Regions from separate parts of the Mus musculus genome. Here region 2 is linked to region 1. The links are chromatin loops, found by intact Hi-C in ENCODE. Cell type or tissue: left cerebral cortex. All regions are shown on one strand. Links, peaks and the distances in the headings refer to the core of each region. The heading gives the core; the rest is flanking DNA. Region 1 holds the start of Rims3 (regulating synaptic membrane exocytosis 3). Region 2 overlaps Nfyc (nuclear transcription factor-Y gamma).

Region 1 (16,159 bases), core at 6,982-9,481:
GCTTCTCAGGCTCAGACGCCGACACAAATCACCTAGGGATCGTGCTGAAATGCAATTCTGACTCTAGGGCTCACAGATGGAGCCTGGAATTGTGTAGTTTTCACCAGCTTGCTACTGGCCTGTGGACCATGGTCTCAGGACTCATGGACCAGAGATGCCAAGGGAAAACTCTGGGTGCTCCGTAAAAAGAAAGAACACTGTAGGATGGGGAGAACCAGAGAGAGCATCAGGAAGAAGTATGGAGCAGAGCAGAAGATGGGTGGGAATGGGAAGACAGGAAAAGAGTGGGGACCACTGGGAAGGTCCATGGAACAGGCATGTTCATTGGCTCAAAAGCAGAGCATAGCAGAAGAGAAGGTAAACACAACAGGGAAGAGGGGGCTGGAAAGAGTGCTTACAAGCAGTCAATGAGGGGCCCTGACTGTAGAGCTAAGAAGCATGTCTCTTAATCCCATAGGAATGAAATCTAACACGATTCAAGCACCATGCTTTCCAGAGATCAATCTGGCACTTCGTGAAGAATCAGAAACAGGCTGGTGGAGAGAACAGCTGCTCCATACAGGTTGGAAGGACTAGACTGCTGCCTTGCATGAGGGAAGGGGAAAGGGTAGGCATGAGTCAGGGAGGGGCTTCGGGAGTCACTAGAGGGAGTAAAGGCACACATTGTGGAGAAGGGGGTAAATGGACTCCACGCTGATTTATAGGGAAGATGGAGATGTAAGGTGCCATCCGCAGAGCCTGAGGTCCCTGAGAACAAACCTGGCCAAAGCGAAAATGGGTCACAAGGAGTCTAAGCCAACACTGCAGTTTATGGGTATAGGAGCCACTGGGCAGGAAGCAGATCCACTGAGCTCAGGGGACAATGGGCATGGTGGTTCAGGCCTATAATTCCAACATTTGTGCCTGAGGCACAAGGAATCCCATGAGTTCAAGGTAACCTGTGCTGCAGAGTGAGTTCTTGTCTCTCTCTCTTTTGATGTTGTTTGGTTGAGTTTTATTTTGTTCTGTTTTGAGATAGGGTTTCTCTGTGTAGCCCTGGATGTCCTGGAACTCGATTTGTCTACCAGGCTGGCCTAGAACTCAGATATATGACTGTCTCTGCCTCCAGAGTGCTGAGGTTAGATAAAGGCATAAAAAAGGTAAACTCAGAGAAGATGACTTGAGAATACAGGTGGACAATCCTACACCACCTCACTGTAGAGACCACAGAGAGGTCTGCCTCAGAAGCAGGAGAAGCCAAAGGGGACACTAATTGATTAATTGGCTGGATGGATAGGGCCCTGCTACGTAGACAAGGCTGGCCTTGCAACCTCTTACACAAACGTCTAGGATTGCAGTTGGGTACCACCACATCCAACAGGAAAGGTAGAATTTGGATTGGCAGGGAAGGGTCTGATACTCTGGGGATGGCCTGGGATGCAGTAGGATGAGGCTCCCAAACACTTAGTCCATCTCAGCCCAGCACTGAAAAAACAATTTCTGCACCCCCAAGCACATGTAAAGTTTGCCTACATGGCCACAGAACTCCCAGGCAGACCAGAGGTACAAGGGAATAGGTGTTTGACTCTGTCTCACAGCAGGTATGCACATCATTTATCGTCACCAGGACCCCTGTGAGAATAGACAGGGGTGCTACTAACAGTCTGGTGAATACTATAGACATGTGTAAACTCGGACCAACCTAGGGCAAACACCCTGAAAGATATCTGTTTCAGTAAGACACTCACCTGCTTCTCACGCTCCCCCATCGTAGATAGGGAGAAAAAAACCTACAGGGTGTCCTGGCAGAGACAGGCAAACTCATCAGGGGGCAGAGGGACTGCTAATGGTGTTCGGCTCAAAGCCTTTCCTTAGGTAGCTCCCATTTGAGCAAAGAGGCTCAGCAGGACAGCATCAGCAGCACCAAGGACAGCGGCCAGCGTACACTCCTTGCCTGCCCCTCCCCTGGTCAGGGCTGCCTTCCAAGCTGATCAATATTTCATGGAGGGAAGGGGCTCCAGTTACCAGCCCTGCACCAAGCCGGAAGGCGCCGCTGCTGTGCCCACTGCCCACCCTGGGGACTTTCCTCTCATATCCAGCATGGCTTCAGCTGATCTGGTCACAGACAGAGGCAGCCTCTCTTCCTTCATCCCCAGGTCTCTTCCAGGCCTGTGAAACAAACACCTTCACCCAGAGCTAGACACACACTGCTCAAAGAAGGCCACATACACAAACATTAAGCACAACCACACCCAGCATGCAAGCTACCATAACAGGGCACTCAAGCATGAAGCACAAGCATTCACAGAGCACAGACATGTGCACAGACATGTGCACAGACACACATCATTATGCATCACTGACACCCATTGCACACATCAGAGATGGAATGACCACAGACATACATACACATCCCACCCATTAGATCTGCACGTGCGTGTACACACACACACACACACACACACACACACAATATGTCTTGACAGTGACCCCCTCTCTCCATAGATACACAGCACACACCCACACTCTGCCCAGGTTCCTACTTTCCTGGTGCCAGGGCAAGGTACACAAGCTATGCATGTGACTAGGCAGGACACAGACAGACCCCTCTCTTTTTTTTCCTCCTTCCCTTCTGCAGTTTCTGCTCTGGACTTGAGCCCTGTAGAAAAACCTAGTTTCTGAGGTGTTTTTGGTCGCTGCAGTTCAGCCCTCAGGGACAAACAGGCACAAAGAGGTGTGTAGAAGAAGGAGTTGGGAAATGGGGCCCCTGAAGAATCCAAAGCCCCTTAGCTCTGTTGTCCTAAGGGCTCCAAGCTCTGGGACACGAAGCTCTGAGGACTGTTTCCCTTGCCTGCAACTCCCAAAGCCTCGCTGCAGCCTGGGGCTCCAGGCTCCTAGGGAGCTCCAAAGTCAATGCTGTGTATGGAGACAGGAGGACCATGATGTTGGAGCCCATCTACCACTCTATCCCAAGTCCTGGTATGGAACGAGAGTCTCTCCTGACCCCATCCAGACATCTCAACACCAACAGGCCCTTTCAAACAGGTTTTGGGGACCACACACAAATTCTCTTGTCTGCAGTAAGATCATTGCAAGAGTCTCAAAGCATAACCACTCCTCCAAAACAAACAAAAACCCAAAATAAAATCAAGGAACAGCCCAAGTGAGAAAACATGTGTGAAGACCTGGGTTTGATCCCCAGAACCACCAAAAAGAAAGAAAAGGAGAAGAGGGGAGAGTGAGGAGGAGGAAGAGGAAGAGGAGGTGGAGGGAGAGAAGGAGGAAGAGGAAGAAGATGGAGAGAAAGGGGAAAAGGAGGAAGAAGAGAAGAAGGAGGAAGAAGAGGAGGAGGAGAGCCTGAGCACAGAACAAGCAGAGGAGAGCAGGCCAACACAACAGGAAAAACCTTCAATATTTTTAGGCAGATGGGAGGGACAACTTCCAAGATTCCGTAGGCAAAAGGTGCACAGCTCTGACTCCCTGCCCCACCACAACTCTGCATTCTCCACACATCAGTGTACCACACTCTCCACACATCAGTGTACCACACTCTCCACACATCAGTGTATCACACTCTCCACACATCAGTGTACCACACTCTCCACACATCAGTGTGCCACACTCTCCACACATCAGTGTGCCACACTCTCCACACATCAGTGTGCCACACTCTCCACACATCAGTGTGCCACACTCTCCACACATCAGTGTGCCACACTCTCCACACATCAGTGTGCCACACTCTCCACACATCAGTGTGCCACACTCTCCACACATCAGTGTGCCACACTCTCCACACATCAGTGTGCCACACTCTCCACACATCAGTGTGCCACACTCTCCACACATCAGTGTATCACACTCTCCACACATCAGTGTACCACACTCTCCACACATCAGTGTGCCACACTCTCCACACATCAGTGTGCCACACTCTCCACACATCAGTGTGCCACACTCTCCACACATCAGTGTGCCACACTCTCCACACATCAGTGTGCCACACTCTCCACACATCAGTGTGCCACACTCTCCACACATCAGTGTGCCACACTCTCCACACATCAGTGTGCCACACTCTCCACACATCAGTGTGCCACACTCTCCACACATCAGTGTACCACACTCTCCACACATCAGTGTACCACATTGATGATTCCTGCCAAACCCCAGTCTCCTGTCCATTATGTTCTTTAAGTTGACACTTTCAACTTAAATGAATTATTTTCAATAGAAATCTGTTGCTACTATAAACAGAAAAGTCAATATCACCGTTAATAAATAGGAAAAGACTGTAAACATAAGTAAAGTAGAACAACAATGTTATGGGCTGGTGAGTCCCCTGCCTCCAACCCTAATGGCTGAAGTTCAGCTTCTGGGATCCCCGTGATGGACGGAGAAGAACTGACTCGCACAGTTGTCCTCTGATCTCCACTCGTACACGGTGGCATGTGCCCAATCACCTACTCACCCACTCAAGAGAAACGAATCTAATTGTACTAACCTGGCAGCTTACACTGTAACCCCAGCGCCAGAGAGGTGGAGGCAGTATGACACCAGACGTTTGAGGCCAACCTGGGTTTCAGGGTAAATGCCAGGTCAGCCTAGGAGCATGAGATCCTGTCTCAAAAAACCAAACCAAACAAGCAAAGATCTGTTACTGCAGTTCAGGGACACGGAGTTTCCAACCACAGCGTTCACCCCTATCAGAGCTCTCTCTACTGAGAGAAAGTGGGGAGGAACTGGAGAGTTCTGAGAGGCATTCACAACGATACAAACTCATTCTCCCTGAGGTGATCCTGGACATGCTAGAGTTGAGATAAAATTAATGTTCTCACCAAGTAAGTTGAGGTTATACCACAGCAGATCTGGGAGTCCCTGCACACCATCTTGGGTCCCATTAAGGGTGCCATTCTACCATATGGGAAGCCCACCCACCTTGCCTTCCTCTCAAAGGAGCTGAGCACAGCAGCCGGCTGGCACCCTGTTGCCACCACCCATTCTGGAATAACCATTTTATATGAATTGCTCCACTTGGGGTTGATGAGAGGACTCAGCAGGTAAAGGTGCCACCAAGCCTGATGACCTGAATTTGATCCCTAAGACCCACATGGTGGGAGGTAGAGAGAACTTCCTTCCACACGTTGTCCTTTGACCTCCACATGTGTGTTACTGTGCATGCGCGCGCGCGCACACACACACAAATAAATACAAATTTCTAAAAGAGAAATTGTTCAGGGTTACTTTTTCCTATTTATATATTTATAATTTGTCACTATAGTCCCCCAACTAAGAGGAAACTCACAGCAGGAATTTTAATCTGCATTTTTAAGATGAGAAGAGGCCCAGACAGGCTAAGAGACTTGCCCACAGTCATATAGCCCCACAAGGCAGATCAACTAGCAGGAGATCTGACTCCCACACAGATGACATCACCCTCACTCTGGGTGATCCTAGGTTGGGCAGTGGGGAAGGCAGAAGCATGGGTACTGGCATATGCTTACAGGGCTCTCACAACCCCAAAGAGAAAACAGGCAGAAGCAGGTAGCCAAGAGCAGGAGTTTTGCCCTGGAGTTATACAGCAGAACATCTCTGCATCATCAACACTACCTCTCCAAACTTCAGCTTTCCTGTCTTCAAAATGGGTGAAATAACAGCACAGCTGTATCTTTAAAACATAATGGAACCGTGTGGATGGTGCCTGGTATAGAGTAAGTGTCAAATAGTTTATTACTACGAAAACAGGAAGAGCAGAATCAACACAGGTCAGCAATGACTGGCTGGTGACACAGCCACGAGATGGTTCTTCACTGAGGAAAGGAAATTATATTATTATTATCATATTGTACTATATATATAATGTATATAATAGTAATACTATAAGTGTTATATATAAGTAATACTATAATACTACTGTAAGTTCAGTCTTAAAGGATGGGTATGATTTGGGAGGGAAGATAATTCTGGTTGGTGTGGTGTTTCAATGCCTGTTGGGAGGCTGAGGCAGGAGGAATGTGAATTTGAAGCCAACCTGGGCTAAATGGTGAGATGGTGTCTCAAAAGTTCAAATACTAAGGATGTAGCTTGGTAGATGGTGACTTGTTTAGTGTGTACAAGGCTCTGAAACTGATCCCTAGCACTAGAGGGAGACGATGATGAAATGCAGTTCTAAGTGCTCAGACTTTGCCTTACCCCATCCTATGTGTGCTTGGGCCCTGAACCACATGTGACAAGTTCTTCCGTGCCTGCCCTAGCCACTATTACCCTGGAATGAGTTCCCTTTAAGTCACAATTCCAGGCCCCCTTTCTCTAGGCACTGTCTGCATAGAAGGTTGTCTGCCCACCTGCCTGCTCCACCTTAAATACATAGCAGATATCCTCTAAAGCCCTTGCCTGGCTAACAGTGACACATACACCCCTGAAGGAGGTTCCAGGAGCCTCGTTTATGTCTGACTTGGTGATCCCTCCCAGCAGATTAAAGGTGAGTGATTCAGAGTAACACCTAACTCCCTCAGAGCCAATCAGATCTTCTCCTGGGAATTTGGACTTAGATCTGCCAAGCCCTAGGTGCTAATTCTGAGTATGGCCAGAATCCAGGGTCATGATACCAGAATCCAGTCAGGGGACAGATAGGCAAAGGCAGCCAGCAGGATGCAGAGAATGAAGATTCAAATTCTCCTGGCCTTCCAGGTCCCGCCTCCCTAGACTAGTGATGTCTGTTCATCCATCCGTCCACACCCCCATACCCTACACCCCATTACCTGTAACAAACCTTTATTACTAACGCTGGCTTGCCTGCTCTTTCCTAATTAAGACAGAAGAGAAGCTACTGAAGATATAAGGATGAACACCCTAAAAACACACACTGTACCCAAGCCTCAGGCTTATTGGAAGGAGACACCTATGTAGTGTTGACACTGATGCTGCGAGGGCAGGGTAGGTAACCACACTGGACGGGCAAACAGTCCTACACAAGGGGAGGGGCGGGCGAGCCATCATAAGCAGGAAGAACAGCAAGTGTAGGTACACAGAGGCACAAAACAGCCTGGCCTGCTGGAGAGACAGCCAGGTGTTCAAAGCATGCTGCGGAAGCAGGAGAGGTGGGGATGGATGGGGAGTCGGGTACAGATCATAAAGAGCTTTGAATACCATGCTAAGAAGCCGAGGCTTTTTCCTGCCGGCTATGGGGAGCTATTGAAGTATTTTAAGTAGCAGGGGGTGATAAGGTCAGTTCTATGTTTTGGAACGATCACTCTGGGGATGGGTGGAGAAAAGACTGAAAAAGGAAGGCCTGGCGGTAGAGAGGCCACTGAGGAGGCGTCAGGATGAAGTACTTGCTCTTTCATGCACCAGCCAACTCACTGCGTACCTACTATGTGTCAGGGCTAGGTAACACAGGTGCCAGACCCACTGAATGCTCAGGTGAGCAATGAGGATGGGAAGCAAATAAAGGGTGCCAAGCGTCATGAGGAAGTACAAGGTACTAGGTCTGAGGCTCAGTCTCTCTAAGTGCTCACTGTGCAAGCATGAAGACCTGAGTTCAAATCCCAGCACCCACGTAAAAAGCCAGGTAAGGCTGTGTGAGTGTGTGTGTGTGTGAGTGTGCATGTGAGTGTTCGTGTATGTGTGTGTGCGTGCTTGGGATTAGGGGACAGAAGTGGGAGGATCTTGCTGGCCAGTCAGCTTAGAGCCAAGACCATGAGCTTGCAGTGTACTGAGAGACCGTATCATGGATATGTGTATTTGCACACTCATGCACATGAACCATACCACACACAGAGAGATACACACACACAGGAGGAGAAAGAGGAAAAGGAGGAGGAGGTGGTGGTCTCATGGATGTGAAGTGTTCCACTTTTAGACTTCTCTGCTGTGGTAACACTTGGGAAGAGTCAGCAGGGCCCCAGGATGGGGTGTGCATCCAGGACAGTATGTGTGAACCTCCTTCCGTGGAGGTTAAGAAAGAATGGGAGAAGATGATGTAAAAAGGGGAGGTAAGAAACAGATTACACGGGGCCTTGGAGTGGAGACTGCGTCAGTAAATCTGGATTTTATTCTAAGAAGTCCTGGAAGTTTTAAGCAGGGAAATGACACAATCAAACATTTATCTTTAGAAGATCGTGCTGGCTACACCTACCAAATGACAGCAAGTGGGGCAGTCATGAGAGTGTAAGGAATCCAGGCAGGAGGCTGTCATCGGCGTCTAGGTGACAGAGAGCAGTTGCTCCGGAAGGGGGTGTGAGCAGGAAGAGGGGCTGCAGACCTGACCTGAGAGAGGAACGCTGGAGAACCAGGCTTGTTATGCTTGGCTGTGGGGGCGAGGACAGGGAGGTGTCCAGGAGAATTTCCAGCTTCCAGCTTGAGCAAGTGGGTGGGTGACGGTGACGGTGATAGAGACAAGCCAGGGACCCTGGAAGCAGAGCAGGTGCAGGTGGGTGGAGCTGGGGACCTGGGTTCCATCCTTAGGTGGTGTCTAGGGAGCAGTAAGACCAGGTACTGAACATGGAAGAGATGACTAAATTCAGAAGAGTAAGTGAGATGACCTAGGGAAGACAGGCGAGGGGGCAATGTAGTGAAGAGAGGGATCAGTGTAACACAGGTGCCATGGCAACAGCAGGACCTGGGAGTAGAGCGGCCAGCCATTCTGGGCTTGCACTGTCAGAATCATGAAGCCAAAGGCTTTCAGACCCCAAAGGCATCTGGCCTTGAATCTCCCTCTCCCAGTCAAGGCGCATACCCTGGGCTTAGAAAATGTCCAGATAAAAGCTTTCCCTTCCTCTGTAGCCCTTCATCCCTCTGGGCAAAGCCAAGCTCTCCCTTTCAAGCATGACAGTGCATGTCTATAATTCTAGCACCTGAGGAACTGAGACAGGAGAATTGCCACAAGTTGAAAGTAGCAGCCACACAAGACAGGACTACACAGTAAGAGCCTATGAAATGAATGAATGAATGAATGCATGCATGCCAAGTTCTTCCAGGCTCAGCTCAGACAGCCCCTAACCCAGGTGGAAACTTCCTAGCCTAGGCCTGCTGTCTTGCTACCAGACAGATACCCTGTCTTTGAAACTCAGGTCTTCCTCTTGATAAACTGTGGGGCTGTGGTCAAGGACCCTCAGCTCCCTCACCTATGCGATGGAGAGGGTGACTCTTGTTTCCTCAGTGGTGAGAGTGGGCGTGTAAAGCACTTAGCAGAGGAACCATAGGGCAATCACCACGTAAGCCTCACTGACACGAATACCCTTCTGCCTTCACACAGACAGTCACTACCCCTCACCTCTCCCCCCATCTTTGATGTCTTCCACTCAGGAGCTATGTTCAAGTCAGCGTCCTCTCTGGATTGTGAGCTAGGTAACATGAAAACCCTAGTGCTAGATGACAGCTCAGGTCCCTTGTTCAAAACCACTCTTTTCCGACAGCGGCAGCAGAAAATTAAAAAGTACGTGGTCCTACTAAGCACAGGATTTCTCCCACGATGGCCCTTGTGTGAGGCCTGACACAGGCCTTACAATTTCCAGTGAGATTTTTCACTTTCCTCTTCCCGTTTTATAGTTGATGACATTAAAGTTTAGATACCATCTTGTTCTGCTTATGAACTGCTGGGTTAGGATTCAAACACATAGCAGTTTTCAAACCTCTACACCTTGCCCTCTGACTCCCTAGAGGCTGGGAAAACCTGGTCCCAAGGGCTGAGCTTCGGTCAACAAGGCTGAGATGTGGCTCAGCCCACAGAGAGGTATCTAGAGAGATTAGAACTGCCTCCCTCCTGGGAAGAGACACATAAACAAGGGCTCCCTGGGTACCACCTCTGCTGCTACTCAAGGGAGGGGCTAAGAGAGGACAAAAGGTCACTCACGAGGAGGCTCACTTGTGCCCATAGGTTCCAAAACACACTCTCTGGAAGTCTGACCTTGTCTCCAATCCTTAAAACCCTTTAGGGGTTGCCTCTGGCTTCAGGATAATCCTCACATCTCTCCTATCCCACTAATCCAGGGTTGTGGAGCTTGGCTGTCTCTGAGCCTGCCACACACCCCTCCACTACACCACCGGGAGCTGTAAACACTGTTGCCTCTATCATCCTTGCATCTTTGCCTACATGGCATCCTCCATGCTCAGCTAAGAGGATAGCCTCTCTGGCAGCCCTTCTAGAACCTCAAAGTAGGGGAGCAACCTGCAGTGGTGGGTCTATGAACCTTGCTCTCAGCACGTCACCTGTGTAATCACCTGCTCTACACCATGAGCCTGCTAGAGTGATAGCCATAGAGCAAGGTGCTGCCTGGTCCCTACAGCTTGTGTACCAACAGCACCTGGGGGACTGACCACAGAGGCAAGAGTGCTCCCTCCTCCTCTGCCTCCCTTTCTTGTTTCTTGTGAAGTGACCTTGAAAGGTACCCTGGGTTGTTTTGTTTTGTGTTTGAGACAGGGTCCTGTGTAGCCCAGGCTGGCCTCCAACTTGTTATGTGGCTCAGTTTAGTCACTCGCCATCCGCTGGGATTACAGAGTGTACCATCAGACTCAGCTCTTTCTATTCAGCTATCTTGAACTCTTAAGTGTGAAGAGTCCAAACTTGCAAGGGATGAGAATCACCGGAGAGGGTTCCACCTGCCCTAGGCTGGCTGCATAGTCTGACATCACACTTAACCCAGAAGCACCTTCTAGGTAGCTGGGCCAGTCAGGATGCAAAGCATACCTGGTTTGAGTTTCAGTTTTGAAACAAGGTCTCATTCTGGAGCCCTGTCTGGCTTGGACTTTGCTATGTAGACTAATCCTACAACAACCACCCTACTGCCCCTGCCTTCCCTATCACAAGGCATTCAGCCATGCACCACCAAGCCCAGCAATAATTCTTGCTTTCCAAAGCCAACTGAGGCAAGGGAGGTGAGCTGGAAAGCTGTAGTTGTCACAAGTGGAGGACATGAACCTTACTCTGTCCGATGCCCAAGTCCCTTGTCTTCTCTCTGCCACTGACCCCACACCCTTGTGACTCACTACTCAAAACCAATCCATCTCACCCACAGAGCTCCTATCCAGTATCAGATATCCCTGTGCACACAGCCCCACCATGAAAAGAGGCCGGTGGCCAAGTCATCTGTACACACTGTGAGAGAAACACCCCCAGGCCAGGCAAATGCAAATGGGGGAGGCACCCCCCCCATTATCAGCAAAGTACTGCTGTAGGAGAAGTGCTCTGCACCCCAAGTCAGCAGAATGCTGGAGGCAAGAGCCATTGCCATAGTCAGCACTTCCCTACACCCCTGTGCCTGGGCTCCTGACAAGAGTAGGGGACACAGAAAAGCCTTCCAAAGTAGGGCTCCTGAGGTCAAAGAGCCCTGGGGCGGCTAGCACCTGGGGGTAAAAGGTTTCAGCTGGGGAGTGGGGCAGACTCAGGTGAGAGATCTCGCATGGCACTAATGAAATCAACCACCAGCCTCCCTCCCCCTCCCCTGAGACCCTCCAGGCTCCAGCTGATGCAATGCCCAGGCCTGATAATTGTTTTCTTCACTCCTTAAAGGGCCAGCTACTAGCTATGGACAGATATTACCCAGACCCCTGACAGCCCTGCCCCCAACCCCCCCCCCCCCCCCCCCAGCTCAGAAACTGCTCAGGGTGAGCAGCAGAGAACCAGAGGCAGCGGCAGCGGCAGCTCTGAGTACTCAGCCAGCCAGCAGCTTCAAGCCCGGGCTCCAAAGAGTAAAATCCAATCAATGTCCAGAGACTAGGAGTGGCAGAGGGAGCAAGAACAGTTAAGACACCAACACCTACACTGAGCACATCCCCTGGAGGAAGGGACTAAGGTCCCTGCTGAGTCCTCAGCTCCTGGCTCCAGCATGCCTGCCCCAGCAAATGCTTGGCACAGTGTTGCTTATAGTTCAGCAGTTACCCACTGAGCTCAGGAGGGCTCAGGGAGAAGCTGCTCAAACCTACCACTGTATTTATTCCTCCTAAAACCGTAGGACTGTTTTGCCGAAAGAGGCTCGGAGAAAGCAGGTGATTCCTTCCTTTCATATCACATAGGCAGAAAGTAGCAGAGCCGGGATTTGAAGACAAGTTTAATCAGCTCTGGGGCTCTATCCCTTGTAAACGGCCAGATGGTTGGAGAACCCAAGGAAGTCCCTGAATACCTGGTTTAAGCACAAACTGCATGGACCCCTCCCCAGCAGGCCCCTGCCCAGAGAGTGTCCCACTGGGCCATCCTCTTCACTTGCCTATGGGGACAGAGTTGGCAGTTGCGTGATTGTGATTACGGACTGATTGGTGGCTGGCAGCAACTGTGGAGATGGGTTGTCAATCCCTTGGTGAAAGACCCTCTTTCCACCATTCAGGCCCCAAAACCCAGTGAGAAGTCATCACCAGCAGAGAACAGAGCAATAGGAAAAGCAGCTGCCTTCCATCTCTCTCCAAGATATCACCCTTAGAGACAGGGTTGGACACAGCAATTCCCCCAGGCCCAAGCCCTGAAGGCCCCTGATGGCACTGCTAGCTAGGGCCCCTTGTTGCTCTGGCTTAGCTACAACATTTCCCACCTTAGCCAGGGACTACAAGAGCTATAGAGGGACCATTCATTCGCTTCTGAGATACTAGGAGGGGAAACCCACTCCTTGAGGTTGGGTTGTACAGAGGTAATGGGGGCCTGGGATCCAGGCAACCAGGAAGCCAGCCAAGGAGACCTATTCTCCCAAATGAACAAGATGCCAGAATAGCCCATGAAGGGTCTTGCCAAGCTTCCTTGAAGCCTTGGGTGACCCATCGTGCCCCTGACCACTTTTTCCCAGCTTCCCAGAAGCCCCTTCTTTCACCCTGAAGCTGCGTGAGCACCACCTCTCTCCTTTTTACTAAGAAGGGGAGTGTTTCTCTGGGTACAATGGTGTCACGTTGGAAGGAAAAAGTGGCCGCTTCCCAACCAGGGTACAGGCAGGAGGGAGAAAGGCAGGCTACCTTTCCAGGAGGGATTTTAAGCACTTTGCAAAAATGCCATGCGAAGCAATGCTGTTGAAGATCAGGGCCCCAGGTGAAACCCTGAGCGTCAGCAAAGTACTCCAGATTCTAGGGTTCCTACCCCATTTTCCAGGTTTCCTCAGGCTCAGCCCCCGCCCCACAGTCATCCCAGGTTGTGCGCATCGCGGAGCCTCCCCCCCAAACCCTCCCCCCCGCCCCCCAGATCTGGCATACATCCCTACGTAGCGCTCGGCGGCCGGCCGGAACCCCCCTTCCCGGCGTGGTCCCCTGCCCTGACCGCAGCCCCCTCCCCACGCCCACTCGCAGGCGCGCAAGGCCTGCTGACTTACCCCGAGGTGGGGCCGGGGTCCACGCCTGGAGCGGGATTCCGCTGGCGGAGTGGCGCCGCAAGGCGAGGCAGGTGCTGCCCCGGGACCCCGCCCCGCGGACCCGGCGGTAGGCGCGGCCCGGCCCCGAGCGGGCGCGGACTCCGAAGGGGTAGGGACGCGGGGCGGGGAGGGGCAGCGACAGAGACTCACGGGGGCATCGCCCGCCACCGGGCCGGACAGCTCCGCTCCGCCCGCCTGCGCTGCTGGCTCCGCAGTCGCCACACAGTTCTCAGTCGCCGCCGGGTGCAAAGCCCAAGCCACGGCTGGCGGGAGGAAGCGGGCCCTGGCAGGGGCGGGGCCTAGGGCTGGTGGGAGGGATTAGTGGATGGGGCGGGGCCAGATGGGGCGGGGCCCGAAGGTGGGCGTGGCCTCTGGAATCTGGATCTTCTAGGTGTATCCTTGAGGAGTAGGCCTGGAAGAAGTGAACCTCTAAGAATCAGGGGTTGGGGGCCGCTCAAGTCCCTAAGATGCTCCTCCTGTCCCCTGCCTGTCCACTCTTCTACACAATCTGTTCCTTCTCAAACTTCCTTGTCCTTGGGGGCACCTCCCAGGTGCCTCCATCTATTCTGAACAAGATCAAGGAATGTCAGATGGTGAGCAGTAAGGCTAAACACCTTACAAACATAGAGTCCATTTTAAAGACCAAAAAAAGGGGGGAAACTTTCGGAGGAGAAATGACTTGCTCAAGTGCCTGCTGTAAAAGATTTTCTGGAAAGAGGGAGGGAGAGAGAGAGAGAGAGAGAGAGAGAGAGATCAGGAGTCACAAAAGAGTGCTGCTTTTGAAGATCAGAGTTCAGTTCCCAACACCCAAGTCAGACAACTGTTACTTCAGCTCCAAGGAATCTGATGCCCTCTTCTGGCACCTGAAGGCTCCAGCACATGTGTGCACATACACACACGAAGTGAAAGTAAGTCCTTTGTTTAAAAAAAAGGAACTTCCAATATACTTTCAGACTTCAGGTAAGGGGCCTATGACCCATATTAGCTCCTTTGCCACCTGTGGCAGTGCCTTTCAACTGGGGACAGTTTTGTCCTGAAGGGATTTTTCACAATATCTTGAGTTACTCGTAGTTTCTGCAATTATGAGGGGTTTCCAGTAAGAACCAACCCTGGAACTGTGCTGGCCAGTCCTGATACCAAAGAGTCCTCAGGCCCTGTGTCAATAGGACTGCAAGTGGGAACCCTGTATTACTGTTGGTTCTCTAGAGGGACAGAATTTAGAGAAGAAACACATACACACACACACACACACGCACACACACACACACACACACACGCACACACACACGTACACGCACACATGTGGGAGGGGATTTATTAAAATGGCTTACAGGATGTGATCCGGCTTGTCCAACAATGGCTGTACAATGGAAAGTCCAAGAACTCAGGAGTTATTCACTCCACAAGGCCAGATGGCCTTCAATATCTGCTGGAATGCCAAAGAAGTGGGTTCAAATGTTAGTGACGGACTGAGGTTGCCAGTGAGGGTGAGGGCCAGTATGCAAAGAGAGCAAGCTTTTTTTGCTTCCATCAACAGTGGATCTTTCAACCTCAAACGATCCAGGGTAAAAGTGGGTCTTCCCATTTCAAATGATTTAATTAAGGGGGAAAACTCCTTCATTGGTATACCACTTGGGTTTCAGTTAATTCCCAATAAGGTCAAGTTGACAACCTAGAAAAACCATTGCACGAGGCTTGGCATCTGCCTGAATGGACTTCAAATGGATGTGCTGACTTAAGACCCAGCAGTTTAGGCTTCTAGAGAGATAGATGGCTTAGCGGATAAGAGCACTGGCTGCTCTTCTAGAGGTTCTGAGTTCAATTTCCTGCAACCACATGGTGGCTCATAACCATGAGATCTGATGCCCTCTTCTGACATGCAGGTGCACATGCAGATAGAGCACTCATACATTAAATGGACAAACAAACAAACAAACCTTTAAAAAAATTAAAAAAAAATTAAAACGACTTGGTGGCTTAGGACTTGAGGTTTCCTGTCCTACAGTCCTGCCTGGTCCCAACTTGGCTGTGTTTAAGTGAGCTTAGGGCTGGTCAGCTCTGCTTTCAGACTGGAAGGATTGTTTGTTTGTTTCTCTGTGTAGCCCTGGCTACCCTGGAAGGAACGCTGTAGACCAGGCTGGCCTCAGACTCAGGAGATCTGCCTGCCTTTTTCTCCAAGGGTTGGCATTAAAGGTGTGCACCACAGGCTCGGCTACTGCTGGAAAGTTCTTAATTTTGCAAAATTTAAATGAGGAGTGGGAAGGTGGAAAGAACCAGATAAATGACTCTAATTAAAGGGCTTCCCTCACCCCATTCTATACCTTCTCCACATGGTAAACTGAGGCCCAGGGATGTGGAAAGCTGGGTCCCTCAAGGTGTCAGCTGAGACTCGTGATTGCATTTGTTTATTAATGATAATGTCCTTACCGTCTAATCTAGACCTAAAACCAGAGTCTGTGTGCTAGGCTGCTTGTTTCAGAGCAGGCAGAAGAATTAGATTAAAGTGGGCACTGGGAGGGCTGGGGGAGTTATCTGGAACAGTGAGGGAGGTGACCGATGGAGAGCACAGAACTGTGAGGGTTAAAGTGCCTGAGGGGAGTCTCTTGCCTCTCTCTCCTCGCCTCTCTCTCCTCTTCTCCTCTGTCGCAGCGACCTGTAAGTCAGGCACCACCTTTGGCATCATGGTCATTTTGCCTGCTGTTGAAAAACCTTGGACTTCCTTTCTGAAGAGATATACAAATGTACATTTTGTGTATAAGTTCAGGTCCCTCAAAACTATGTGTGTGCTTCCAGAAGATTGAAGTGAGTTGGCTCTTAAGTCCAAATAGAAGAATTAAGCATGCAGAATTTTAAAGTTA
Region 2 (16,159 bases), core at 7,682-10,181, 70 kb after region 1:
CCTTGTTTCATCTTATAGTAGATAGCAAACAGAAACATGGTTTTGAAGGAGAAAATGTGCCTCTGTTGCCAGTTTAAAAGTATGTCCTTGTGAGCAGATCTTTAAGGAGAATGTATATAGCCAAATCCAACACTAGATTGTAGACAAACCCTCAGCTGATCTTGATAGTAGTCAGTTGGGTCAAGTAAGACTCCATTTTTGTAGTGGTGTCTATGTGGTAGACCAGCATACTAACAAGTCTGTCTCTCTCAGCTTCTTTGATTTTCAGATTATAATATGTGTATGAGTGTTTGCCTACATGTTTGTATGTGCATGATGGATCCCCTAGAATTGAAGTTACATATAATTGTGAACCACCATGTATATGCTGGAGGTTGAACCCAGGTCCTCTGCTAGAACAGGTGCTCGTAAGCTCTGAGCCATTTCTTCAGCCCCCACAAACTGGTCTCTTAATTTGTAGAACAGTGTTATTTTTTTTCCTTCTGAAGTTGTCGGTTTGTGATTGGTTTTATGATGGAAACTGAAGGCTTGAAATGATTTTTAGCCAAGGTGATTGATAACGGCATATTCTAAGGTTCATCTTTATGTGAGAAGCAAATTATTGGTAGAATTGTTTAGAAATTCTAGTTTTCAATTTCTTTTTTCCTTTGCAATTTAGATGGTTATCTAACATAGCATGCACAAAGTAGTCTGTCTCATCACTTCCTTTCTTCCTCATCTGCTTATTCAGATTAACATTTTCTCTTCATTGCTCAGTTGCTGTTTTAAATGTAACACTTGAAGAGTTTTGGTTGGTCATTGAATACTTAAGCAAAGCTGGAACTTTAAGTGCTTTTAACAGTGACAGGAAGATGTGGTCAAAAAGTAAAAAGGTGCCAGGCGTGGTGGCGCATGCCTTTAATCCCAGCACTTGGGACGCAGAGGTTGGTGGATTTCTGAGTTTGAGGCCAGCCTGGTCTACAAAGTGAGTTCCAGGACAGCCAGGGCTACACAGAGAAACCCTGTCTCGAAAAACCAAAAAAAAAAAAAAAAAAAAAAAAGTGTGCAGGGCTCTGTGGTAGAGCACTTGCCTAGTATACACAGGCATGGGTAGTTGGGGTGGGAGTCCGAACCCAGATGTAATCTTAGTCCTTAGGAAACTGATGCAAATGAGTGTTTAGGCAAGCAGTGAACTGTGTAGTTGCTTAGAGGCCAGCCCCATGTTAACATAACATTCAAAGCTCCACAGTGCTGTAAGAACAATGACCAAAAAGGAGTGGGGATAGGGACTTTCTCACTTTTTTTTTTTTAAGATTTATTTATTATGTCTAAGTACACTGTAGCTGTCTTCAGACACACCAGAGGCCGTCAGATCTAATTACAGATGGTTGTGAGCCACCATGTGGTTGCTGGGATTTGAACTCAGTACCTTTGGAAGAGCAGTCAGTGCTCTTAACCGCTGAGCCATCTCTCCAGCCCTCACTTTTTTTTTTTTTTAACTTGGCTAATTGGTTGATTTGTGTGTATGTGTGTTTCAGAGGAAAACTTGTGGACATTGGTACTCCTTCCAATATGAGTCCAGGGGATCGAACTCGGGTTGTTAGGCTTGGTGACACATTACTTTATCCACTGTGCTGTCTTGTCTACCCAAGCAAGATAGGTGCTTTGAATAACAGAAAATATGTCTTGGTTTATGTTAAGTTGGAGGCACTGGAATGGTTGAAGATGATAGCCCAAAAGACCTATGCAGGCTGGATTAGAGACATTAATAAGGAATGATATGGGACTGTAGAGATGGTTCAATGCTTAAGAGAACTCGTTGCTCTTTCAGAGGACTTGATTCCTGGTTGTGTCCCTAGCACTTGCATGGGAGATCATAGCAGCAGTAACTCCAGTTCCAGAGGATCAACACTGCACACTTAGAGCATACAGGGGTGTGTGTGTGTGTGTGTGTGTGTGTGTGTGTGTGTTAGTACCAACACATACAATTGCTTTTCACAGTAAAGGCCTAAGATTTTTTTTACATTTAATAGGGAGAGCATTGTTTTTAGTTTTTTTTATTTAAAAAAAAAAAACAGGTTTGGTCAGCCTTTTAGCAGTAAACATTATTGATCAAGAAGTGGCCTTTTTTTGTTCTTTTGTTTTGTTTTTTCGAGACAGGGTTTCTCTGTGTAGCCCTGGCTGTCCTGGAACTCACTCTGTAGACCAGGCTGGCCTCGAACTCAGAAATTCACCTGCCTCTGCCTCCCAAGTGCTGGGATTAAAGGCGTGGGCCACACACCCGGCCACTTTGTTCTTGTTTTTTAAATAGGTTTTCACTGTATGGCCCAGATTACTTTCAAGATCTCTGAAACTCTTAACCTTTTGACCTCTGCCTTGAATGTGGAGAGAGTATGTTTTCCTATATTGGGTTTATGTTTTCCTCTAACAGTTTTGTTGTGTCATTAAGGGTGGGGTTGTGATTTTGAGATTGCTAGGCTCACAGCAAGTTCCTCAATTGTTGAATAGTCTTACCACTCAAGCCTTAAGTCTCTTTCTATCTTACCTTACTTACTGAAATTCATTATAGCCTCCAATTTGGAGTAAACCTCCTACTGACATCATCTTGAGTGCTGGATTACAGGTGTGCAGCAGAACACTTATTTTTTTTTTTTTATTTTTATTTTCGAGACAAGGTCTTGTTCTGTAGCCAGGTAGCCTGGCTTTATTTCTCATATTATGAGGCTGGTTTTGGTATATCCCATACCATAACTAGTTACCACTAATGGTGATTTGATGAAAATGGCTCCAGTCAAAATCAAGACCATGACAATGCAAGAGAACTGTCCCCCTGCTGCTCCCTGATGTGCTCTACTACTGAGCTATATCTTGGGCTTCCAAGAGAGTCATCAAGGTGGCACATTCCACTTTAGAGATCTTTTACAGACTGCAGGCATAGTTCCTTTTTCTTCAAGAATGACAAAGTAACAGGTGTTATTTGCTAATAAGTACCTGTTTGTTCTTAATGATTCAATTGAATCATTGTTTCCAGCTTTTTTGTTGCATTTTTAGATTGAAAATAAGAGTACTGTGAGGAGCTGGAGAGATGGTTCAGTGGTTAAGAACACTGACTGTTCTTCCAGAGGTCATGAGTTCAATTGCCAGCAACTACATGGTGACTCACAACCATCTGTAATGGGCATCTGATGCCCTCTTCTGGTGTGTCTGAAGACAGCAACAGTGTACCCACATACATGAAATAAATAAATAAATCTTTAAAAACAGAGTACTGTGAACCTAGACCTCATGAATATTAGGGAAATCCTCTACAATGAATTAACCCACACCTTCATAGCCTCAACAGAGCCTTAAACTCTCTCTGTAGCCCAGGCAAGACTTGAACTCGTGATTCTTTTGCTGCAGGCCTCCCTCTTGCTGAGATTGCAGATCTGCACTACTAAGCCCAGTTGCAGTTTCTTACTTTATTGGTAATGTGTAAGCCAGACAGAGGTGTTTGCCCCTCCTCCTTACCAGAGTCTGTTTTAAGTGCCTTTTGGAAAGAGGCTCTAAGTTAAAATGATTAATGGTTGTTAAGGACATGCATCCTGTGCTTCTGCATCCACAGCTGCTTTACAGCAACCAAGGCAAAATTCTTGGATGTGTGTGGTCCTTTCTATTATTCCTTTTATATGAAGTTCACCTCAGGTAGTTTTTTGTTTTTTAAGAGATCCTTTGGAGCTAGAATTAACAGGGAGTTGGTTGCAAGCCACGTGGATTTTCCCACTGGTCTGAAACTCAACAGAGATTTGTCTGTCTCTACCTCCCAATTGCTGGAGATTGGTGTGCCACACTACCAAGACTTGGTATTCAGGAAGGGAAACACCTTTACTTGATAAGTCATCTTACCAGCCCGAGAAAACCGTTTATTCTGAGATTCCTATGTAACCACTTCTCTTTGGTTATTCAGGCAATCCTTCCTCTCAGGTCAAGCTGTTCAGGCTTCCCTTTCTTAGGCCATACTGCTCAATGACTCTCGCCCGTCATAGTGGCTACCTTGCCGTCTGCTAGTTGCTATGAGGGAACCAGAGATGGCTCATACAAGCAGCAGACTCAAGGACCTACTACTAGGTTGAGGCTGTTTAGAGAAGTCTGATTTGAGCATTGCAGAAACAATATTTTCATGATGGACTTTGAGTCTTTCCTTTTTAGCTTTGGAAAGGAAACCGTTTATAAAATCAGTTAATTTAAAATCAGACAAATTAATAGATATTGGGAGTTGAAAATACTTCCAGAAATGACAATTGAGTACTTCATCTCATTAAACAAGTCTTATTCAAGTACTTAAAAAGTAATTAATGAACATGAATAATAAATTGAATATCAATAATGAATTAAATCTGAGAAATTCTATATTGCATTTTTCATAAGAGTGATGTAAGTTAATGTGTTTGGTCTAAAGACAGTTTATTTTTGTCTTTGTTATATAAATAGCTTTGTCCAGTGGTAGACAATGACTTAACATAGAATGAAAAGAATCCTAAAGCTCCCAATTCCCACTGACTTCCCACATGGCCTCATTGTGTGGCCCAGGTTGCCCTAAACTTTCCCATTCTCTGCTTCTGCCTCCTAAATGCTGGTATTAGGAGTAATTCTTCTAATTTAAATGTATGTTTCATCACCCAGATGAACCCTGCATGGTTTTCCATGGGGTGTAGAGGTTATAAATGAGCTAATTTTGTAGCAAGATCAATTCAGTTGTCGTTTATGTGCTAATTAATTACTAAAGTAATTCAGGTTACTCCTCCCCACTCCCTTTTGAGTATTTAGCCAGCAGAATTAGTTTGTGTTTATAGTTAGGCTGTCTGTGTTACATTAATATTAAATTATACTTCAGTGAGTAAATACTGAAAACAAAATTTTTATGAGCTATATTGCTTGAGGTATAGTGTAAATTTTAAAGCCAGTCCATGTACCCTTATAATATATATTATGTGTTTTGAAGGAAACAGTTAAAGCTTACCCAATTTTAAATCTCACAGGTGTCTGTGCTCCAGTGAAATCTGGTCACCAATGTCAAGTAAAGGAAAAGGCATTACAATAGCAGTGTGGATTCTCCCTTCACTGGGTAACAGTCTGCACAGCAGTGTGCTAAGATCACACCTAGCCATGGTTCCCTGCAACAAAAGTTAGATTGTTTCTGTTTTTCTGTTTTTTGTTTTGCTTGCTTGTTTAAGATATGGTTTCATTCAGCAGCCAGGACTGACCTCTAGACTCCAGATAATCCTTCTCCAGACCCTAAGTGCTGAGATTATATGTATGAGCCACCATACTTTGCTTTAAATATGATAGCTTTGTGTGTGGTAGTAAGGAACTCAGAGTTAGGTGAATGCTAGGCAAGTGCTTTACCACTGAACCACATACCCATTTCTTCATCACTACTATCATTTTTTATAGCCTAGGTTAGTTTTGAACTCGGTCCTCTACCTCAGCCTCCTGAATGCTGTGATTACAGATGTATACTGCCACATCTGGCTAGAAAAATGTTTTAAAATTTTTGCCTGTTTAACAAAAGGTTGATTATCATTCTCTTGTCATGAATATTTCATAGGAAATTATTAATAGAACTAAACTGAAATTCTTTCCATGGAGCTGGAGGTGTAGCTCAGTAGAATGTTTACCTGGTAAACACCAAGCCTGAGTTTGGTCCCCAGTATCACATGAACTAGATGAGGTCACATATGCTTATAATGTCAGCACTCTGGAAATAAAAGCAAGGGGATTAGAAATTCAAAGTCATTCTTGGATATGTAGCATTCTGGGCTAGCCTGGACCATGTGCAATGACTGTCTTAAAACATTTTTTTTTTTCTAATGATTTCTCTGTTCTGGGTACATTTGAAGTACAATAGAGGCCCTGTGATAATAAGTGAAGTGCAATGGAACTGTGTTGTATGGGGTCTCTGTAGGTATTTAGGACTTGAGATTTTTATCTAGTCATTTCCATTTGTGATTCAACACCTCTTTTTAACTCTTTCCAAAAACTCTTAAGACAACATTGCTTCCCAGATACTAAAAGAGTTGATGTATAGAGCTCTTTATAACCCTCCAGCATCAGAAATTGGCTTCAACCATTTTTCCCATTACATCATCGTCCACTAATGCCATTACACCAGAGTGAAATCTGCTTTGAAGTCTTAACTGTCATGCCTCCCTGTACATACTCATTTCTTTAAAAAGGAAGTGGGGTGGGGTGGGGGATCAGGTAGGTTATGTAGTCCTAAGCAAACATTTAGCATGACTTAAGCATCCTCACAGTTTAAACCTAGATTTACCAGACATTCCACTCTGCTAGTGGAGAATGGCCTACCCAGCTGTACGTACATGAAGCCTAGGAAGTTACATATTTGAAGCCTAGTGTGTTGTCTCATACCTTTAATCCTAGCATGCTTTTAATTCTAGCATATCTGAGGCCAACTTAGTCTACATAGTTTCAGGACAGTCAGAGGTATATAGTGAGACCTCCTGGGAGGTAGAATGAAAGAAAGTGCATTACATGTTTGCTCATGTGATACCTGGCTCTGGTACTTTTCTTTTAACCCTGCAGAATTAGTTCTAAATAGCTTACATAGCACTTTCCCAGTGCCCCGTCACTGGGATATTAGACATTTTCAAGTAATTCCCTGCAATTGAAATTCCTTAGATAACCAAAAGTTTCTTGTCCTTCATTTAAAAACTTACCAGGTAAGTGTTTTTAACTAGCTTTAAAAAAAGACGAAAGGATGGACCATCCAGAGACTGCCCCACCCGGGGGTCCATCCCATAATCAGCCACCAAACGCAGACACTATTGCATAGGCCAGCAAGATTTTGCTGAAAGGACTCTGATATAACTGTCTCCTGTGAGGCTTTGCCAGTGCCTGGCAAATACAAAAGTGGATGCTCACAGTCATCTATAGGATGGAACACAGAGCTCCCAATGTAGGAGCTAGAGAAAGTACCCAAGAGCTGAAGGGGTCTGCAACCCTATAGGTGGAACAACAATATGAACTAACCAGTACCCCCCAGAGCTTGTGTCTCTACCTGCATATGTAGCAGAAGATGGCCTGGTCGGCCATCATCAAGAGAGGCTCCTTGGTCTTGCAAACTTTATATGCCCCAGTACAGGGGATACCAGGGCCAGGAAGTGGGAGTGGGTGGGGAGGGGGGGCGGGGGGAGGTTATGGGGGACTTTTGGGATAGCATTTGAAATGTAAGTGAAGAAAATATCCAAAAAACAAAAAAGAAAGAAAAAATGCTTTACAATATTATTTACAGTTCTGGCTACTAAGGGAATGTTTTCTTTTCTTTTCTTTCTTTCTTTCTTTCTTTCTTTCTTTCTTTCTTTCTTTCTTTCTTTCTTTCTTTCTGGCTACTAAGGGAATGTTTTCTTTTTTTCTTTTCTTTCTTTCTTTCTTTCTTTCTTTCTTTCTTTTTTTTTTTTTTTTTTTTTTGGATTTTTCGAGACAGGGTTTCTCTGTGTAGCCTTGGCTGTCCTGGAACTCACTTTGTAGACCAGGCTGGCCTCAAAATCAGAAATCTACCTGCCTCTGCCTCCTGAGTGTGCCGGGATTAAAGGTGTGTGACACCATGCCCGGCAAGGGAATGTTTTCATCTCCCTTACTATATTACAAAGTAGTTTGAAAAATGTTGGTTCAGACCTTCCTCTCTTTATCATGATTTTAATTCACCACTTCTTTCACCTATCTTTTTTCTTTAACCCTCAACATTTATTTTCTGTGTATGTGTGTGTGCTACAGCACAAATGTGAAAGTCAAAGGACAACTTGAAGAAGCAGTTCCTTCCTTTTACCAATACCTTTGAACCATCTTATCCTCCCCTTTTTTTCTTTTAAAAAAGAAAAACAAAACAAAACAAAGTTTCATGTAGTACAGGCTGACAAACTATTTAGCCAAAGCTGACCTTGAACTCCTCATCTTGCTTCCACCTCAGACGTAGTAGGATTATGGCTTCAACTATCTTTAAAGCTTCTAATTGTTGGTGTACTGTGTTTGGGATTTGGCCAAAGCAAAGCTGGAATTAGGAAACTATTAGGGAGTGCTCAGTTTCAGCTCAGAGACTTCATACTACCACTTACTTACCCGTTGTACCTTTAGCACTTTCAGTGTTTTTATTTAAGATAGATTTATTGGCAATAAGAAGGAATAATAACATCAGAAATTCAGAGAAATAGTATCTCAAGTGTCTAACAAATAAATAAAAATTAATAAGTGTAACCACTACTGTTATTTTCCAAAACCCTTTAGCCTTCTGTTCTGTGTTTATCATCAATCCCCTATCTGCAGGCTGTGGCATGGAGTATGAGCAGCTACAGGTAACCTAGAGAGCTTTGAAGACAATGATGCTGAAGATTATCAGTTAGACTGGACCACAGAATGCCTTCCCATTCTGTGGGGATATTCCCATGGGAAGTTAACTTCTGATTCATATTACTACTCTTCCTTCTGTGTAGCCCTCGCTGTCCGGGAACTTACTCTGTAGACCAGGCTGGCCTCAAATTCACAAAGATCCACCTACCTCTGCCTCCCTGCTGGGATTAAAGGTATACATGGCCACTGCCTGGCTCAATACTTGATTTTCTAAATTGGAACTTTTTGATAGTCTGTGATGTAATCTAGGAAAATTTTGCTTCAAATGTCTTCTGTGAGGATGTAATAAAGCCTATCAGCACAGCACAGACCTTAACACTGAATGAAACAATTAAACCAGTGAAAACAGCTGAGAAAAGATAAGTAACTAGCCTGGTGAGAAAGTATGACTTTATTATTTCTAATGTGCTTTGTGTCTGTGTGTTTTCAGTTGTGAAAATGTCCACAGAAGGAGGGTTTGGCGGTACCAGCAGCAGTGATGCCCAGCAAAGCCTCCAGTCCTTCTGGCCCAGAGTCATGGAAGAAATCCGAAACTTAACAGTGGTAAGGAAAAACAAGGAGCTTCTAAAGCAGATCAGTAGAAACAAGACTCGGGCACTTTTATTTTCAAGCATATTCAGGCGTAGTGTATTCCTGACCTGAATGTTGGGAAATAAAAATAGAATTTAACTTGTAGGAGGCAGTACCAAGGTGTGTTTGTGACAGTGGCCATCTGTTTAGATGTTCTGCTTGGAGGCAGGCTCATGTGGAACTGTGCTTTAGCCTATAGAGAGAAGCAGAGATTGTGCCTTCCTATGGTAGTTTCACAGCCTGTTCCTTTCGTTATAGCCTAGTTTATTGGCTGTACCAAATTTCTATAATTTTGGTAAAAATTATTGGACAGCTTATTCAGCAGGAGATCTGCTGTGAGCTAGCACTTACAGTACTAGATACACTTAGTTAAAACATACTTAGATTAGGGTTTCTCAGTAGCAGCATTATGGGATCTTTGTTCTAAGGGTCTAGCCAACTGCCAATAGCAATTTTTCATAACTGTGATCAAAAAACCCCAAAAACAAACTTCATAGACTAACAGATGTCCCTTTGAGCTAAAATCCTCTTCTGTTGATAACTGTGAACATAGAAAAATCAGATATAATCACATTTTTGAGGAGCTTACCATCTTCTAATTGCAGCTAGAGTAATATTATTCAGTAGCTATTCACTCAGTACTTAAGGACAAAGTAATAGTGGTGAGTCCTCAAGCAATGAAAGGGAATGTACTGTGGGAGGTCTGGAGACAGTGTAGTGCCTGTTTTTCTCTGGTTGAGCTAGAGAAGGCTTTAAACAATGGCATATAGGATGTCTCAGCAGCTAAAGTACTTGCTACCAACCTGATAACTTGAGCTTTGATAAAATTTAATAAGAAACAAAAAGAATAGTGTGTTTATTTTTATTGGGTCTTAAAATATGACCATTAGCCACATGGATAGGATGGGGAAATAGTTCTATGCTAGGAAGCAAAAAAAGCACATGCAAAGGCTTGGAGTCCTAGAGGAAAAGACCTATGTTTAGAGGAAAAACAAAAAGATTTGTATGGTAAAGATTGGGGTAGGAATGCAGTATGTGGTACAGAGGTAGTAGCAAGAGAAAGGTGTGATAAAACAGAAGTATTTTCAGAAAACATTGTGTCTTAGCAAGTATGGAAGGAACTCCCTGTGTCTTGTGCCGTTGTTGCCTTGACAGCATCAGCATTCTGGCCGAGCAGATGCCAGATTGTTTGTCCTGACATGGAGCTAATGTCTTAGGGTTAGCGGTGAGCAAGATTGATTTGTTTGTTTTTCTCAACAGATTCATATTTTACCTTTGTTCTGTGCTGTGTTTTGTAACTCTAATAATAACACTCAACAGACTAGATCATTGACCTCCTGGAAAATGTGTTCTCATAAAACAGACTGTAAATAAGTAAAAAATTAAACTAACTTGGTACTGTGAGTACCCATTGAGTACCCATTGAGTATTTATCAGGTATTAGCATGGGGGTAATTAGTGTTCTGAATGTACCACTGGGTGTTGTTTGTTCACATAAGGTGGGTTTTGAATTATTGAGCTTGGCTCAATAATTTCTGAGTGGCCTGTGCTCATGAATTTCCAGAAGTTTCTTTTCAGTATTCTGCCTGTGCTGTTTCAGATAGAGTAAACAGAGAGCATGGCAATGAAATTTATAAAGTCAGAAGTCTAGGGTGTTTTGCACAAATTTTTGGAAGATAATCTTTAATTTTAATAATCAGGATTCACACACATACACACACACACACAATTTATTAGATTGGCTTATAGGATGCAACCTAGGTAGTCCAACAGTGAGTGTCTTAACACTGGAGAAGCCAAGAATCTGGCTCAATCAGACCCAATAATGGTGCTGAAGGCCTGGAGGGCTGCTGGGCTTCAGTCCTGCTTGGAATCATGAAGAAGTTGGTTCTCATATCAGCAGAGGAAATGTTGTAGCTAGATGAACTAGCCATTAACAGTGAGGGCAAACAGACGAAAGGCAAAGGTTCTTTCCTCCATGTACTTTTGTGTAGGCTGCTACCAGAAAGTGCCAAGTTTAGGGTGGGTCTTCCTGCTTCAAATACTTTTCTTTGATCAAGAAAATCCTTCACAGGAGTGCCTCAGCAGGTTTGTATTTGAGTTGATAACAGATTCAGTAAAGTTGATAGCCAAGATTAGCCATCTCGTATATAATTTAGTGGTTATGTTCATTTGATTTTCTGTGCTTTATTTGATTTAGATCAGGCTGGTGCAATACGAGTACCCTTCTGGTTCTATTTTTGTATGTAGGTGAAGAGAAAGAAATGGAAGAAGGAAGTTGTTTTTACTTGTTCTTCCATTGACTTAAATAAACTTGTCTCCCATGTAGCTCAATTCCTTAGATCTCTACTGTGCTGTAACATCTGCTTGAAAGAATGACTGGCATATAATTGCATAATGAATAATTGAATGAGCCAGACTTCTCCCTTCAGACTTAGTACAGAGCAATGTTAGTTGCAATTTTTCACAAGAGGGTTGGGGTGCTTGTTTCCTTTCTAAGAGTGAGACCTGCGGTTAGTTTTCAGGCCTGCAGCACATGAAGGCCTATATTTCTCTGACTATACCTCTGCCTCTGCAGCCTGTCAGCACTTAATTTGTATTTTTCCAGAATTCAGTGGTACTTAATATTAGACTTTTGAAGGGAGTTGAGACAAGATCTTTTTACACAGCCCTGATCAGTCTAGATTTGCACTGTGTAGACTGGCCTTGAACTTGCAGCAGTCCTCCAGCGTCTGCTCCTAAAGCCTGGACTTACAGAAGTGTCACCACATCAAATTGATAGCAGACTTTCCCAAACGTGTCAGATCCTTTTAAAATGTTGAGCAGATTTTTTATGTTTGTTTGTTTTGTTTTGTTTTGTTTTGTTTTTCGAGACAGGGTTTCTCTGTATAGCCCTGGCTGTCCTGGACCTCACTTTGTAGACCAGGCTGGCCAGATCCGCCTGCCTCTGCCTCCTGAGTGCTGGGATTAAAGGCGTGCGCCACCACGCCCAGCCTGAGCAGATTTTTAAAACCCTATTATGCATAAATTATCCAAGTATAAGTAGAACAGGACTATTTGTAAAAGTGATGTGTGTTTATATTGAGATTCTGGTTGTTCCAAAGCAAGTAACTGTACTTTGACAGGTGGTATATTTCATGATGTATTGAACATACCTGTCCTTAGTCATTTTAGTGTGAATCAAGTAATAGAAATTTATCTTTCATCTCAATTTGACCTTCCTATTCTGTACTCTAAAAGGCTCTGTAATTGTCCATAAATCCAGTTGCTCAGATAGGGATGAAGTTGGTTACAAAGTCTAGCAAATCATCATGTCCCTCAGTGATTACATAAAACATTGTATATTCCTGTTTACCTAGACTCCAGGGACAGGTAATAACAGGTTTTCATACTCTTTTAAATCCAGATTTCCCTCTACCCTCTATCCCTCTCACTTCTGTGGGGTGTGTGGGGTGAGGGTGGGGTCCTTTCAGCTTTCCAAGCACTAGAATTACAAGCATTTAGCACCATGTAAAGTCATGGTAGACATCTTGTCATTGAGTTTTATAATCATCAGGACCTCTTTTAGAGTGGAGAGGAGAAAGCTAATTTAGTCTTTGGGAGAGTAGATTGGACAAATGGCGAGGATCCTGATTCTTGAGAAATTTAGTCTTCCCCTGACTTACTTTCTATGTCTGGTTCAACCTTCGGTAGCTGTAATTTAGTAATCAAGTCATTTAAAGTTCCATCTTTTCATGCTGAACACTTCTAGGTTGGACAAAGACATTTCTAACATGATCGTCAAATTATATTAACCAAATATAACCAGGCAAGAACATGGAAGACTGATGGGTATTTCTAACGTGACAGTCAAATTGTGTAACCAAGCAAGAACATGGGAGACTGATAGACTGTTAAAAGACAGGCCCTGGGAACTGAAGAGATGGCTCAGAGTATAGAGCACTGGCTGCTCTTCCTGAGGATCTGGATTCAGCTCTCAGCATCCACATAGCAGCAGCTCATAACCATCTATAACTTCAGTCTTAGGGGATACAGCACCTTCTTCTGGTCTCTGGGGAACAGGCAATTACGTAGTGCATAGATATACATGCAGGGAAAATACTCATACACACAAAATGAATAAAGATAAATAAATCTTTAAAACAAATAGAGCCAGGCCTGGTGGCGCACGCCTTTAATCCCAGTACTTGGGAGGCAGAGGCAGGCGGATTTCTGAGTTCGAGGCCAGCCTGGTCTACAAAGTGAGTTCCAGGACAGCCAGGGCTACACAGAGAAACCCTGTCTCAAAACAAACAAACAAACTAACTAAATAAATAAATAAATAAATAAATAAAACAAATAGGTACTGGGCCAGGCATGGTAGCTTCATTTATTCCCAGCACTGGGTAAGTAAAGGCAGGTGTATCTCTGAGTCCAGAGTCAGCCTGGTCTACATAGTAGTTCTAGACCAGCCAGAGCTACATGATGAGACCCTTCTTCAACAACAGCCCATATAGGCCAAATGCTATAATCTCTTTCTGTACATCTGTGCTTTGCAGACTTACAGAGTGACCCATAACCCTCACTCTTGATGACAGTTATGAAGGGAATTTTTAAAAAACCAATCAAAAAACCTTGATGTCAGGATTCTACTCAGGATTCCTGAGTTCTATTTTGTCGGTTTGCAGCAGAGTGCAGGCAACTTGATTTTCAAAAGCTTCCCCTAGACAATTCTAAAATGAAGCCAACCATTAGAATTATTACTTTCAGAAGGATGAGAATCTTGACTTTCTGGAGTGTCCCAGTGAGCTTAGTAAGGAGATTTCTGTTACTTAAAACTCCCGATTCTGTAGTGTAGCTTAGAACCCACTACTGACTTTTCTTTGCCTTTCAACTTGAGTAATTTCAAGTCTCCTGAAACTTGGCACTGTAACACAGTAGTAATTTACGTGTAGTTCTCAGACCGTAGTCAGAGCACCAGAGTGTTCAAAGATACTCTTCTGCGGTTTACTCATCCAGTTCCCAAAGAGCAGAGGAAGAGTTTGGGTTAGTCCTTCCTCAGGTCAGCTGGGAGGAGTCAGTGCTTCCACTCTCACAGCGCTGCCTGCTGACTTAAGTCAGTGTGGGGATTCAGTAAGCTGTAGTAGAGAGACCTCCTTTTCTGCAAACTTACCTTGGGCTCTTATGTGTCTCTAGAAAGCTGGAATGGAAGTCTAGAAAACTCAGCTGTTGTCAGAATAGTTACCCTGTTGTCAGGAACCTCACCCCTGACAGAACTCCCTGTTATGATCTGTTTTTCACACAGTGCATTTTTAAAAAATGTTTTTAATATTTTTTTATGTAGACGAGTGTTTTGTGTTGCCTGCATGTATGTATGTATGGGTGGTACATGTGTGGTCCTTGTAGATGTCAGAAGAAGGCTTCAGGTCCTGTGAAACTGGAGTTAAAGATGCTTGTGAGCTGCCATGAGGTGCTGGGAACCAAACCTGAGTCTTCTGCAAGAGCAGCTGTGCTCTTTCCAGCAGCCCCCACATACTTCCTTTTGGAGAGGAACACTTCAAGGCTTGGGGATCATGAGACCTCACAAAAGAAAAAGGTTGGGTAGGTTAGCTACAGAGAATTTGATGCCCCTTTTTTGGCCCCTTCAGGCAGTCTTACACATGTGACATATACATACACAGATGCTCATGAGTATGTACAAAAAAATAAATCTTTAAAAAAATTCTTTTGGCAGCCGGGCGTGGTGGCGCACGCCTGTAATCCCAGCACTCGGGAGGGAGAGGCAGGCTGATTTCTGAGTTCGAGGCCAGCCTGGTCTACAAAGTGAGTTCCAGGACAGCCAGGGCTATACAGAGAAACCCTGTCTCAAAAAACCAACCAAACAAAAAATCTTTTGGCAATTTCACACATTTATGCAATGTATATTGATCATATCCATCCCAGATCTTCCCTCCCACTGCTTCTAGACCTCCCTAAACATTCCCCTTCGCCTTCATAGCCTTTTTAAAAAGAACTAAGTCGCTGTTGCCAGTTTTACCTGCATGGGCATGGGTGTAGAGTCTTTCATGGAAGCTTGAGTGATCTAGTAGTAACCTTACTCCCAAGAAAAATGACCCTCCTTTCTGCAGCAGCCCTCGGTTGCCAGTAGCTCCCATGTTGGAGTTGGATCCACATGAGCCCCTCCTGTCTATGATGAAATGTTGACTGGCTTGATCTTACAAGTCTTCTATAAGTAACCATAGGTGCTGTCAGTTGATGAGTTCAGCAGCCATGTCATCCAGAAGGCAGCTTTCCACAGCATTACTCCTAGTCCTTGAGCTCTTACATTCTTCTTAACCCTGTTACCATAGTTTCCCCGAGTCTTTGAAGGATCAATAAAATGTCTCATTGAGGGAGAGATACTCATCAGTCAATTATTTTCAGCACTTGACTGAGTACAAATTACCCACTGTATAAAGAGCTTCTCTGATCAAGGCTGAAAGCAGAATTAATATTTGTGTATTAATGTAAATATTTAGAAGATAGTTTTATATTGACATTTAGAAAAAACTGGGATTACAGACTGCCAAGGTGGGCTAGAAAGGCTTTTAGATTTGGGAGGGGGTGTGTGTGTGGGGGAGACAGAGAGAGAGAGAGAGGGAGAGAGAGAGAGAGAGATCAACTCTGGGCTTTGGTTATGTAATCTTAGAAAAGTCTGTGGAGAAGACATTAAATGACAAATGGCAGTACATTTGCAAGAGAGCTACTCTTATGATCATGTGCTGTATGTATCCAGGGAGAACTTTGAGAGTTACATCCCTTTCCTCTGGTATTTTTGAGTAAGTAGCATTATCATCTTGTGTGATGTGCTACACTAGTAAGAAGGCAAAGGATAGATTTCAGTGATTAGACATTTTAAAACATGCCTCCAGTCCAACTCCCTCTTTCTCTTGCTATCCTTTGCTCTCAGGTCATACTTCTCACACTGCATGCAGGTGGGATTGGTTCTTACTTCTCTCTGTGAGAACACACGCCTTTGTATCACTTATACATAATTTCTAACTTACCTTTCCTGTGGGACTTTTCCCAACTCTTCTTTTCTCTTAGACCCAATTTGACAGCTGGTTATTTCCTTCTTTGTGTCTCCTTGGGACTTTATACTCCCTAGTGTAAGATAGAGACTGTATAATGTTTTTGATATGACTGTCTTTGGCAAATCACAAGTTCCTCAAGAATAGGGCTAGGGTTG

The links. A loop is a pair of places that touch in the nucleus more often than their neighbours do. Peaks named below come from ENCODE experiments on the same cell type or tissue, not always from the same donor. Only the 100,000 strongest peaks of a DNase experiment are listed, where the experiment ranks them.
Region 2: it touches region 1 in a loop (5-fold over the local background); 2 of 42 quality-filtered maps call a loop at or near these places.

The regions. Positions count from the first base shown.
Region 1 is chr4:120,852,226-120,868,384 of GRCm38, reverse strand. It overlaps Rims3 (regulating synaptic membrane exocytosis 3), which reads right to left and starts at 13,586. Exons shown (of 8, transcript NM_182929.3): 1 at 13,263-13,586. In left cerebral cortex, for the core only: no CTCF peak of the experiment used is centred there; DNase peaks (open chromatin) are centred at 8,038 and 8,341; H3K27ac peaks cover 2,025 bases.
Region 2 is chr4:120,783,143-120,799,301 of GRCm38, reverse strand. Nfyc (nuclear transcription factor-Y gamma) reads left to right here. Exons shown (of 10, transcript NM_008692.4): 2 at 8,813-8,925. The coding sequence starts at 8,821. Among named protein-coding and RNA genes, the nearest start is that of Mir30e, 19 kb to the right of the region's middle. In left cerebral cortex, for the core only: no CTCF peak of the experiment used is centred there; a DNase peak (open chromatin) is centred at 9,067; H3K27ac peaks cover 735 bases.